Linked DNA regions of Mus musculus: region 1 is linked to region 2. A link is a contact called in ENCODE Hi-C or POLR2A ChIA-PET data. All regions are on one chromosome and are shown on one strand. The core of a region is the stretch at or near the end of the contact, and the rest is flanking DNA. Distances in the headings are between cores, read along the strand shown.

The links. A loop is a pair of places that touch in the nucleus more often than their neighbours do. ChIA-PET counts read pairs that join two places held with the same protein, here RNA polymerase II (POLR2A).
Region 1: a map of heart shows a loop between it and region 2 (3-fold over the local background). The contact joins the promoter of Nupr1l here to the promoter of Vkorc1l1 in region 2. A Hi-C loop is called at or near these places in 6 of 37 maps with a recorded cell type or tissue (gastrocnemius, heart and left cerebral cortex). POLR2A ChIA-PET finds 5 or more read pairs at or near these places in 4 of 5 experiments (Patski and embryonic stem cell).

What each region holds. Positions count from the first base shown.
Region 1 is chr5:129,906,637-129,911,409 of GRCm38, forward strand. It overlaps Nupr1l (nuclear protein transcriptional regulator 1 like), which reads left to right and starts at 1,904. Exons shown (of 3, transcript NM_026916.3): 1 at 1,904-2,285; 2 at 4,262-4,310; 3 at 4,449-4,645. The coding sequence starts at 1,956. The coding sequence ends at 2,264. It also overlaps a transcript of Zbed5 not described here.
Region 2 is chr5:129,940,591-129,945,632 of GRCm38, forward strand. It overlaps Vkorc1l1 (vitamin K epoxide reductase complex, subunit 1-like 1), which reads left to right and starts at 1,519. Exons shown (of 3, transcript NM_027121.4): 1 at 1,519-1,775. The coding sequence starts at 1,582.

The DNA.
Region 1 (4,773 bases), core at 654-3,153, 34 kb before region 2:
GCTCATTTATGTAGTCCTTGCTGGCCTGGCGCTTACTATGTAAACAAAGCTGGCCTTGAATTCACAGAGTCCTGCCTGCCTTTGCTTCTTCCTAAATGCTAAAATTACTGTTGTACACTGATAAATTGATAAACTTTGTTGGCCTGAGGATTAGCAAAGTGGTAGTGCTTAGTACGTTTGAGACCCTGGGATTAATCCTCAAGATACTTTGTTAAGTCCGATATCCGTGTTGCTTTAAGGATGAGATCTATTAATGATTGTCTTTCTTTAAAACAATCATGTGGGGGCCATTCAGATAGTTCATCAGATAAAGGTGGGTGTTACCAAGCTTGAGGTTTTGAGTTCAACCCACAGGACCCACTGGGTGGGAGGAGAGAATAGATTTCCAAAAACTATCCTCTGACATTGTAAGGCCCCGGATGCTGGGCCTCCATTCAAGTCCTGGGATGAACTGGCCAACACCCCACCATCCCGAGAGAAAACCACACCTGATGCAAGCTGCAAGAGGTTTTATTATCAGCTAGCTGAGGACGAACCCCTGGAGCCTCGCAGGGCAGGGGAGTTCGACCCCAGAGGTGACAGTAGGGGGCTTTTAACAGCTAGCTGAGGAATTGGGAGGAGTTGGGAGGAGTTCTTCTCTTCCGGGTGTCCTTGGTGACAAGACAGGAGTGGGGAGTGAGTTCTTTCTGAATTTTTATCTCTGTGTCCTCGGCACAGGAAGGCCGGCATCTCTGGTTGTACAGTATAGAAACAAAAAAGCCTTTTGCTGGCTATAGAGAACAAAGAGCTTCTTTCTAGCTGTATTTTTAAAGATCAGGGAAAACAAGCTTGGGGAAATGTTTTAGGGGTTTACCTTTCAGGGAGAAATGCTTTAAGCCAGGGTCTCACAACATCCATGTGCACACACATTACTTTTACATTTACATGCATTTATTTGTGTGAATGAGTGTTTTGCCTGCTTGTATGTATGCCCCAGGAAGCCAGAAAAGGGCTTCAGGTCCCCTGGGACTGGAGATGTAGACAGTTTTGAGCTACCATGTGAGTGTTGGGAGTAGAACCCAGATCCTCTGCAAGATCATAACCACTAAACCCTCTCCAGCCCCTTGGCTCTAACATGCTACTTGTGATGTTTAGTAAGTCTGTCTTCTTAACTTATGAAGCATGCCTTTGTGTAGATTTGTTGAGGGAATTTCCAGAGATTATAGATTGGAGAGAGACAACCCACCTTGAATGTAGCTGCATCATCAGTAGGCTGGGAACTTGAATAAAAATGGAGGGGGGGGGGTACCAAAAAAAAAAAAAAAAAAAAAACACAAGCAAGATGCTAGAATTCCCCTTTCTTTGCTTCCTAATGGACGAATGCAGATTGAATAAGTAGCCTCAAGATCCTGCCCACCGTGTCTTAGCTGATTGTATTCTCAAACGATGAGCCAAAAAAATAACCTTCCCTAAACAGATTATTGCCAAACATTTGGTTATAACAATGAAATAGTAATGTCGTGAAGAGAATTTTCTTGTCACAAGAACAAAGTTAAAGCAATTCAGCAAGCCAGTTTTCTTTTTGCACAAATGAACCCAAACTAGGCTAGCAAATTCATTTGGCCAGAGCTCCTCGTCTTTTATCGCAGTGTTAGGATTATAGGTGTGTGCACAACCACACCTGACTTATACAGTGATGGGGATGGAACCCAGGCCTTTGTGCATGCTAGCACTCTACTGAGTCACATTCCCCAATTCCGTCCCTTCAGGTTTTAACCAGCGAAACCAGGTTTATTATACTTATTTACAATTCGGACCCCGCGAAGAAACACAATTCCGCATCTGGAACAAAGAAGCATGGAAGCCACGCCCCCTGTGAGGTCACAGAGCGCTCCCTACAGCGGAGCCAATAGGAGCACTGGGTGGGGCATTCCGGCGGAGTGACCAGCGGCGGCGGCGGGCGGAGCGCATCGGCGATGGACCCTCCAACTCGTCCTTCTGTCTCCGGCCCAAGGACTCGAGCCCGCCCGCCGCCGCCGGAGGCGCTGCCCACCGTCGGCTTCGAAGAGGAGGTGTACGACTGCCTGGATTACTACTACCTGCGTGACTTCCCGGCCTCTGGGGCTGGACGCAGCAAGGGCCGGACGCGGCGCGAGCAGCAGCTACGCACCAACTACCCGGTGCCCGGCGGCCACGAGCGCAAGGTGGCGCAGATACTGCTCAACGGGCAGCGCAAGCGGCGCCAGCGCCAGCTGCAACCGCGGCCGCGCACACGCCTGGCCTGAGCACACGCCACGCTTGAGCGGGTATGGGCAGGCGGAGCCCATTGGTGTTGGGTAGGGAGTAGAATGTATATCTCAGGTCGGCCTCGAACTCAGTGTGTAGCAGAGGATTACCTTGGACTCCAGATTGTCCTGCATCCAGCTTCCATGGATGGGCTGGGATGCTAAGACATGAGCCACAATGTCCAATTCTTTTTTTACTCTCTTCTCTTTTCCTTTCCTTTTCTTCTCATTTCTGACACTGTCTCCTAAACTGACCTCGAACTCATCACCCCTCCAGCGTTTACCTTAAAATGCTAAAGTTTCAAGCATGGGCCATGATTCCCTGCTGTGTGGTTTTGTTTTATTGATGATGCCCGTAGCCCAGGATTCCATGGTGTGTAGCAAGCCTCAGCTTCTCTAGTCCTGAGATGACAGGTCTGGCCACCATATTCACCTGTCATCTGCTTCTGAGACTTCCCAGCGTTAATCATAACTGTGCTGGCTCCCGATCCCCGACCCAGGGGTTTCCCGGCTGCTGGTGAAAGTCTCCACCGTTTGGAAGTTTGCAATTGTGTGAGAAAAGTCTACATTGGAAATATAGGGAAATGTCCGAGGAAATCCATCTTGGCAGGGTGGCTCACACCTGTAATCCATCTCCAGCCTCTGTGCTCAGGAGACCGCTGGAATTGGAGGCCAACCAGGAACACTCTTTGAGGCACTGTCCCAAAACAAAACTGCCCCTCCTCCTTGTTTGCTTCCAATTGCTGTAATAAACACCGTGAACTTTTGCTTGCAACTTGGGCAGGAAAGGGGTTGTTTCACCTTAAAGCTTACAGCCCTTCCTGAAGTCAGGGCAGGAACCCAGAGGCAGGAACCGGAAGCACAGTTCCCAGAGGTTCATGTTCAGTTACCTTTCTTGTACCTCCCAGGACTATCAGCCCCGGGTGATACCGCCCACAGTGAGCTGAGCGTTGAGAAAAATCCCCGCACTGACTTGTCTCTGACCAGTCTTACAATAGAGGTATCTTTCCAGATGACTCTAGTTTATGTCGAGTTGACAGAACCAAAACCCAGCAAGCCAGCAGACAGAAACTGGGCATGATAGTGCCCACCTCTATGCCTCTTTGAACTAGCAAAGTGAAAGAGTGGGTCAGAAGTTCAAGGTCAGAGGCTGGAGAGATGGCTCAGCCATTAAGAGCCCTTGCAGCTCTTGCCTTTTAGGATCCCCGCACCTGTATTAGATGCCTCGTTACCGTCCATAGCTCAAGTTCAAGGGGGATCCAACACCCTATTCTGCCCTGTGAGGACGCTGCATGTATATCACACAGACATACGCGCACTTAAACACATAAAAATGAACAAGACATTTAAAAGTTCAAGATTGCTGGGCGGTGGTGGCGCACACCTTTAATCCCAGCACTTGGGAGGCAGGGGCAGGCAGATTTCTGAGTTTGAGGCCAGCCTGGTCTACTGAAGGGCTCCAAAACATCCAGGGCTACACAGAGAAACCCTGTCTCAGGAAAAAAAAAAAAAGTTCGAGACCATTGGCTACATAGTATGGGGCCAGCCTGACCTATAGGAGACAGGAAAGGGGAGGCTGAGAGCACAGTTGAGTTGATAGTTTTCACTTAGTAAGCATAAGACTCTGGGATTAATCACTGGCACTCTGTAAATAGGACCCTCATCTTAATATTCGGGAGATAGAGGTTCATGGAAGTTCCTGGTTATGCTTATCCTTAGTCCCAGAGCTGGAGGCCAGCCAGACGCCATCTTTATATATGGCTGGAGAGATGGCTCAGCGGTTAAGAGCACTGACTGCTCTTCCAGTGTTCCTGAGTTCAATTATCAGCAACCACATGGTGCCTCACAACCATCTGTAATAGGATGCCCTCTTCTGGTGTGTCTGAAGACAGCAAGTGTACTCATATATAAAATAAACAAATTCTATATAAATATATATGTGTAGATATAAACAAAACAACCTACTAGTGACTATGACCTCTTTTCCTTTCACTCAGGAACCTGAGACAGGAGGATCTTGAGTTGGAGTCCTGCCTGGGCATTATTGTGAGTTTCAGAATCTCACGAGCAAGAGTGAACCACCTCATCTCCAGAGGAGAGAAAACAAACCCCTTCTAGTGTCTAGTGCTCTTCCTACGACTTGGGGGAAATCACTGATTTTTGTCTCCATCTTATTTCCTACAGGAAACCTGAAAGACCTGTTAAAAACTCTTTTCCAGCTGTAACCAAGATCCTCCGTGCTGGTCACCTGGACTTTTTGACAGGGTTTTAAGTTTACTGCTCTAGTGTTTTTCCTCACTAATTAATTGTTAAGTAAGTAGTTTCCTGGTGTGTATGCCTTTTTTAGGGTTTTTCAATTAAAAGAGCACAGCAAGAATGTATTTTAACTCTTCTGGCTTTTTCTCCCTCCCCTCCTCCAGCTCCAGTTACTGTGGAGGTAACTGGTCTCCAGTTCACAACTCTCTGGGCTCTGACATATAAAGAGGCGATCACAAGCTCAGGAGGTAAT
Region 2 (5,042 bases), core at 269-2,768:
TTTGATCCAAGGTAGAGAGGAAGAGAAAGAGAGAGGGAAAGGTGGAGAGACTGAGCCGGAAGATTCCTGACGCAGAGAAAATGAAAAAAAAAAAACCCCAAACAAAACAAACAGACACCCAGTTTATTAGCTTGCTTAAAGCTGCAAAAAATTGGGGTGATTTGTTATCCAACATTGTATAATTAATTGAAGAACATTACTTATTAATCAAAATCACTAGGTGATGCCCCCAAAGCCTAAGAGCTGCATTGAAGCAAAAGCTAGCAATCTCCATCAACAGCTTGTTTCTTTGTAGACACAGATATCCTTACATGGGTTTTCCTGTCCAGTTTTGACAGCAAGGAAGCTCAGAATCAGTTATGGCTCAATTTTAACAATTTTGCAAGCCTCTATGACCTCCTCACGTTTCGTTTTCTTCTGATTTCCCTTTTTCCAAGTTTTTGAGCTTTTTTTTTAAAGTTCATTTTTATCCTTTTAGTATGGATTATGTTAAAGCCACATCAAATCCAAATTATAGAGAAGTATTCATGAACCCATTTAAAAATAGGTTTTTTTAAATGTAAAAATAGTTTTGCGCATTTAAGAAAAAAGTTTCTCACATGTTGAACACAAGACGCCTGGAGGTGGTGCCTGGGGAAGATCATGTCACACAAACGTGTCTCTGGAGCTCTGGAGCCATTGGTCAGGGACAATTTGGATTGGATAAGAAATATCAAGTGATAACGACGGAAATGTGTGTGTGTGCAGAAAGGCAACTGATTGCTACCAGGAGCCAAGGGCTTGCCCAGTCAAGCATTGTAGTAGTATCTTTGAAATCGATCCCTTGTAACAGACCCTAAGATTAAGCCAAACCACCTCTCGCCTCACCCCTTTCCTAGGCCACACCCCTCATCCTTCCTGGTCACGCCCCTGCCCCATCCAGCACACCAGAGTTTTTGCGCTCCGCCCCTTCCCTTCGCTCCCGCCCCACCTTGTTCCGCCTCCCTTCTGACCGCGCCCTCCAGTGTAACGAACCCCATTTCTCAGCACCACCCTTCACTTGCGCCACGCAACCCTGGCTGCTTACAACCTCCGCCTCTTCCCCGCCCGCGCGCGGTTTTCCCACCCGCCCCTTTAAAATCAAACCACGCCCACCGTCAGCCACGCCCTCCGCATGCGCCGCACCACCTCCCCGCTGTTGCGCGCTCCGCCTCCTCCCTCCACACTTATGAGCGGCTTTCTCGCTCCGCCCCAATTCTGGTCAAGCTCCGCCCCTCCTCAAGCCCTTCCCTCTTTCAGACCCCGCCCTCCGCATGCGCCGCACCGCCTCCCTGGCGGTTGCGCGCTCCGCCCCTCCCTCTGTGTCCGCGCGCGCCTTCCCCGCCCAGTCCGCCTCACTCCTCTCGGGGCGGTTGGGCCGCGCGCCTGTGGGGGCGGGGCCCGGAGGAGGCGACCGAGCCAATGGGGCGCGGCGGTGGTGGCGGCGGCGGCGGCGGCGGCGGAGGCGGTGGCGGCAGCGGCGGCGGCTGGGTCGGGCCCCGACGGGCGGCGGCGTCTGAGGTGGAGGCGGAGGGAGGCGGCGGCGGCGGCGGAGGGGGGAAGATGGCGGCGCCCGTCCTGCTGAGAGTGTCGGTGCCGCGTTGGGAACGGGTGGCCCGGTATGCAGTGTGCGCCGCCGGGATCCTGCTCTCCATCTACGCCTACCACGTGGAGCGGGAGAAGGAGAGGGACCCGGAGCACCGGGCCCTCTGCGACCTGGGGCCCTGGGTGAAGTGCTCCGCCGCCCTGGCCTCCAGGTAGCCCGGCTTGAGTGAGGGGAGCGCGACGCGGGCGGCGGCGGGGGGCGGGGAGCGCGCGGGGAGCTCCGGCCTGAGAGAGCGGGGCCCGGGCCGCGACCCGGACGGCGGTGACCGGGGGGCGGCGGCTGAGGGCAGGCCTCCGGGATGAGGTGGCACAGTGCAGCCGGGAGGGCGCGGGCGCGTCCTGGCCGGTGTGACTTTTCTCCCTGTTGTCGCCGAGAGAGGCGTGTGAAGACCCCCGATGCAGAGATCGGCGAAGCCAGCATTCATCCCCGGGGTCTTGGGACCTCTGCTACCCCGGGGCTATATGTCCGGTGGCTTTTATCACTATCCTCTGGGTTGTTCGGGACAGGTGTTTTCGGTGCTCAGGCCTCTTTGTACTCAGAGTTAAGGAGAATTGGCAGCCTTCTGGAGGCGACAGTGACATTTGCGGGTAGACACGCATTTGACCCTACTCTGGAAGAGGAAGGTACCAGCACTTAACCCTATCTGATTTCTTGGATTTTTCTCCCTTGTGTATTTCACGAAGTGTGCCCAGCAGGGGGAAAATGGCCAGAGTTCGGGTCTACTTTAAGTTTAGAGTAAACGATGAGTACCTTGTGTATAGTGATATTTTAGGTACTACGATGACTGTTATTTTATGAAAGGATCTGAGTTGTGACCCACACTGGCCTGAAACTCATCGGACTATAACCTCTACAGCTATTCCCCTGCCTCAGTCTTTTGAGTAGGGAAATACAAGCATGCACCACCGTGGGTGACTTAGAATGACTTTTACATGTTGCTGATTAGTATTAGCGGAATAATCCGCAAGAGATTAGATTTACGAAACTTTGCTAAGCAGGTTTATTTAAACAATTTTTTGTTTCTTGAAAATACCATCGATTTTTTTTCCTGTTAACATTTTATGTAGTGTGCTAGCTTTTTTTCTTAGAAAAAAGTATTTTACACTTTTAAAAAAGGCTTTTTAAAAAACTGATAGCAGTCATCAAAACCAGCAAAAGTGAAAAGAATTATTGCAGAATAGATAGTTTGACATTTTAATAGAGAGTCCTACCCCTAATATTTTGATGTTTGTTAACAGTGCTTAACATTTCACTACATTCCCTCCTTTTGATAAATGCTAGGGAGACACAAATGTATATAGCTCACTAGTTTATTTTGCCCTCCATATTGGTGGAGGAGTATTTGAAGAAGCTAGGGTTGGAGTTTCTTATCTGCAAACTTAAGGCTGTTGATCTTTCCCACTTAGCCCTTTTCATAGACCAGCTAGGCTAGGCTAGCTCGTGCTTATAAGTGGAATTCCTGTAACTTTTTAGTAGAAAAATGGTTGTCATTATGGCCTCATTAAGCAGTTTTGTTTTTTTTTTTTAAATGCATTGAGTTTATAGTGCAGAATGTATCTGTGATGAAGAGCCCTCAGGAGTTTTATTTGCATCCAGGTTGAGGCCTCCTAGACTTTCTTTTAGACTAGACACCTTGAGAACCACTAAGTGTATCGTGCTTCTATTGCACATATTTATGTTGGGAGTGGGGTAGCACACACACTTATGGAGGTCATTGGACAACATGTGGGAGTCAGTTTCCCACCAGATGGGTCCTAGGGATTGAACTCAGGTCATCAGGCTTGCTGGCAAGCATCTTTACCAGCTGAGTCCTCTCACTGAGCCCACCAAGTATATTTTATGCACACATTCACATTTTTAAATGTTCTTTGCACCTTTGGAAAGGATTTTTTTTTTTTTTTCTTTTTGAGACAGGGTTTCTCTGTATAGCCCTGGCTGTCCTGGAACTCACTCTGTAGACCAGGCTGGCCTTGAACTCAGAAATCCGCCTGCCTCTGCCTCCTAAGTGCTGGGATTAAAGGTGTGCGCCACCACCGCCCGGCTTTGGAAAGAATTTTTAAACTTAAGTTTTTAACACCCCAAATTGAATGAATGAATGCAGAATAAAAAAAAGCATGCAGGAGCATATTTCAAATACTTAGAAACCATGAAATAAAAATGACTGGATAGGTTAATATGAAATATATTTATAATTATTACCAACTTTAGAATTTTTCTTTTTTTTTTAAAGATTTATTTACTTATTATATATAAGTACACTGTAGCTATCTTCACACACACCAGAAGAGGGCATCAGATCTCATTATGGATGGTTGTGAGCCACCATGTGGTTGCTGGGATTTGAACTCTGGACCTCTGAAAGAGCAGTCAGTGCTCTTAACCTCTGAGCCATCTCTCCAGCCCTAGAATTTTTCTTTTAATGCAGTCTATACAAAAATCTTACTGGGCTTTTTATTATTTGGCCATGTAAGAAGTAATTCACTGTATGTTTTGAGTTCTTCTAGTGGGCTTTTCTCTAAGAGATTGTTTCTGAACCATTTAATTATACACTAAATATTCTCATAGTTAATCTGTATCACAAGAAACAAATGTTCATGTGTTTTGTTTCTTGCTTTGTAGATCTGGCCAACTTTGAACTGAAAGCAGTCCTCCTTCAGTCTCAGTCTCCTGTGGACTGGAATTATAGCCTTGCCTGCACATCTGTCAAGTTTTTGTTTTTGTTTTGAATAAGACACAATAGCATGATATTTAATATTTAGTAACATCAATTAATGAATTAAAGTTATCTTAAAATATGTTAGACTAAAAATCTTTCTCGATCAGTGGCATTGGAGATTGAACACAGGGCCTGACCAGTGTTAGGTAAACTCTCTGTGACTAAGTTTCATCCCCGGCTTGCTTATTTTTGTCAGAGTTTTACTATGTAGCCTTGACTGGCTTGGGATTCCTAGAGATCTGCTTGCCTCTGCATCCTAAATGCTGAGATTGAAGGTTTATGCCACCATGCCTGGCATTGTTTGGGGTAACCCAAGTTAGCCTTGAACTTGCTGTGTTGTAGCGTAAGTTGAGGCTGGCCTTGAACTCCTTCGATCCTCTCTCTACTAATCCCTCATGTTCTGAGATTACAGGTGTGCATCATCATGTCTAGCTCCTATCTCTCTATCATATAGAAAGTGTGAACTTAGGATGTTGTGGCTAAAACTAGTGTTTACTTATATAGTGATGTACAGAACTACTTAAGTTAGGGGTTGGAAAGACGGCTTAGCAGTTAGGAGCTAAGTCCATTGAGGATGAGTCTGATGGTCAGCACTCATACTGAGTGGTCCACAGCCACCTGTGACTTCAGCTCCAGGGCATTCAGTGCCCTCTTTTTTTTCCTTTTTCTTTTTTAGCTGTATTTTATCATTTTATGTATATG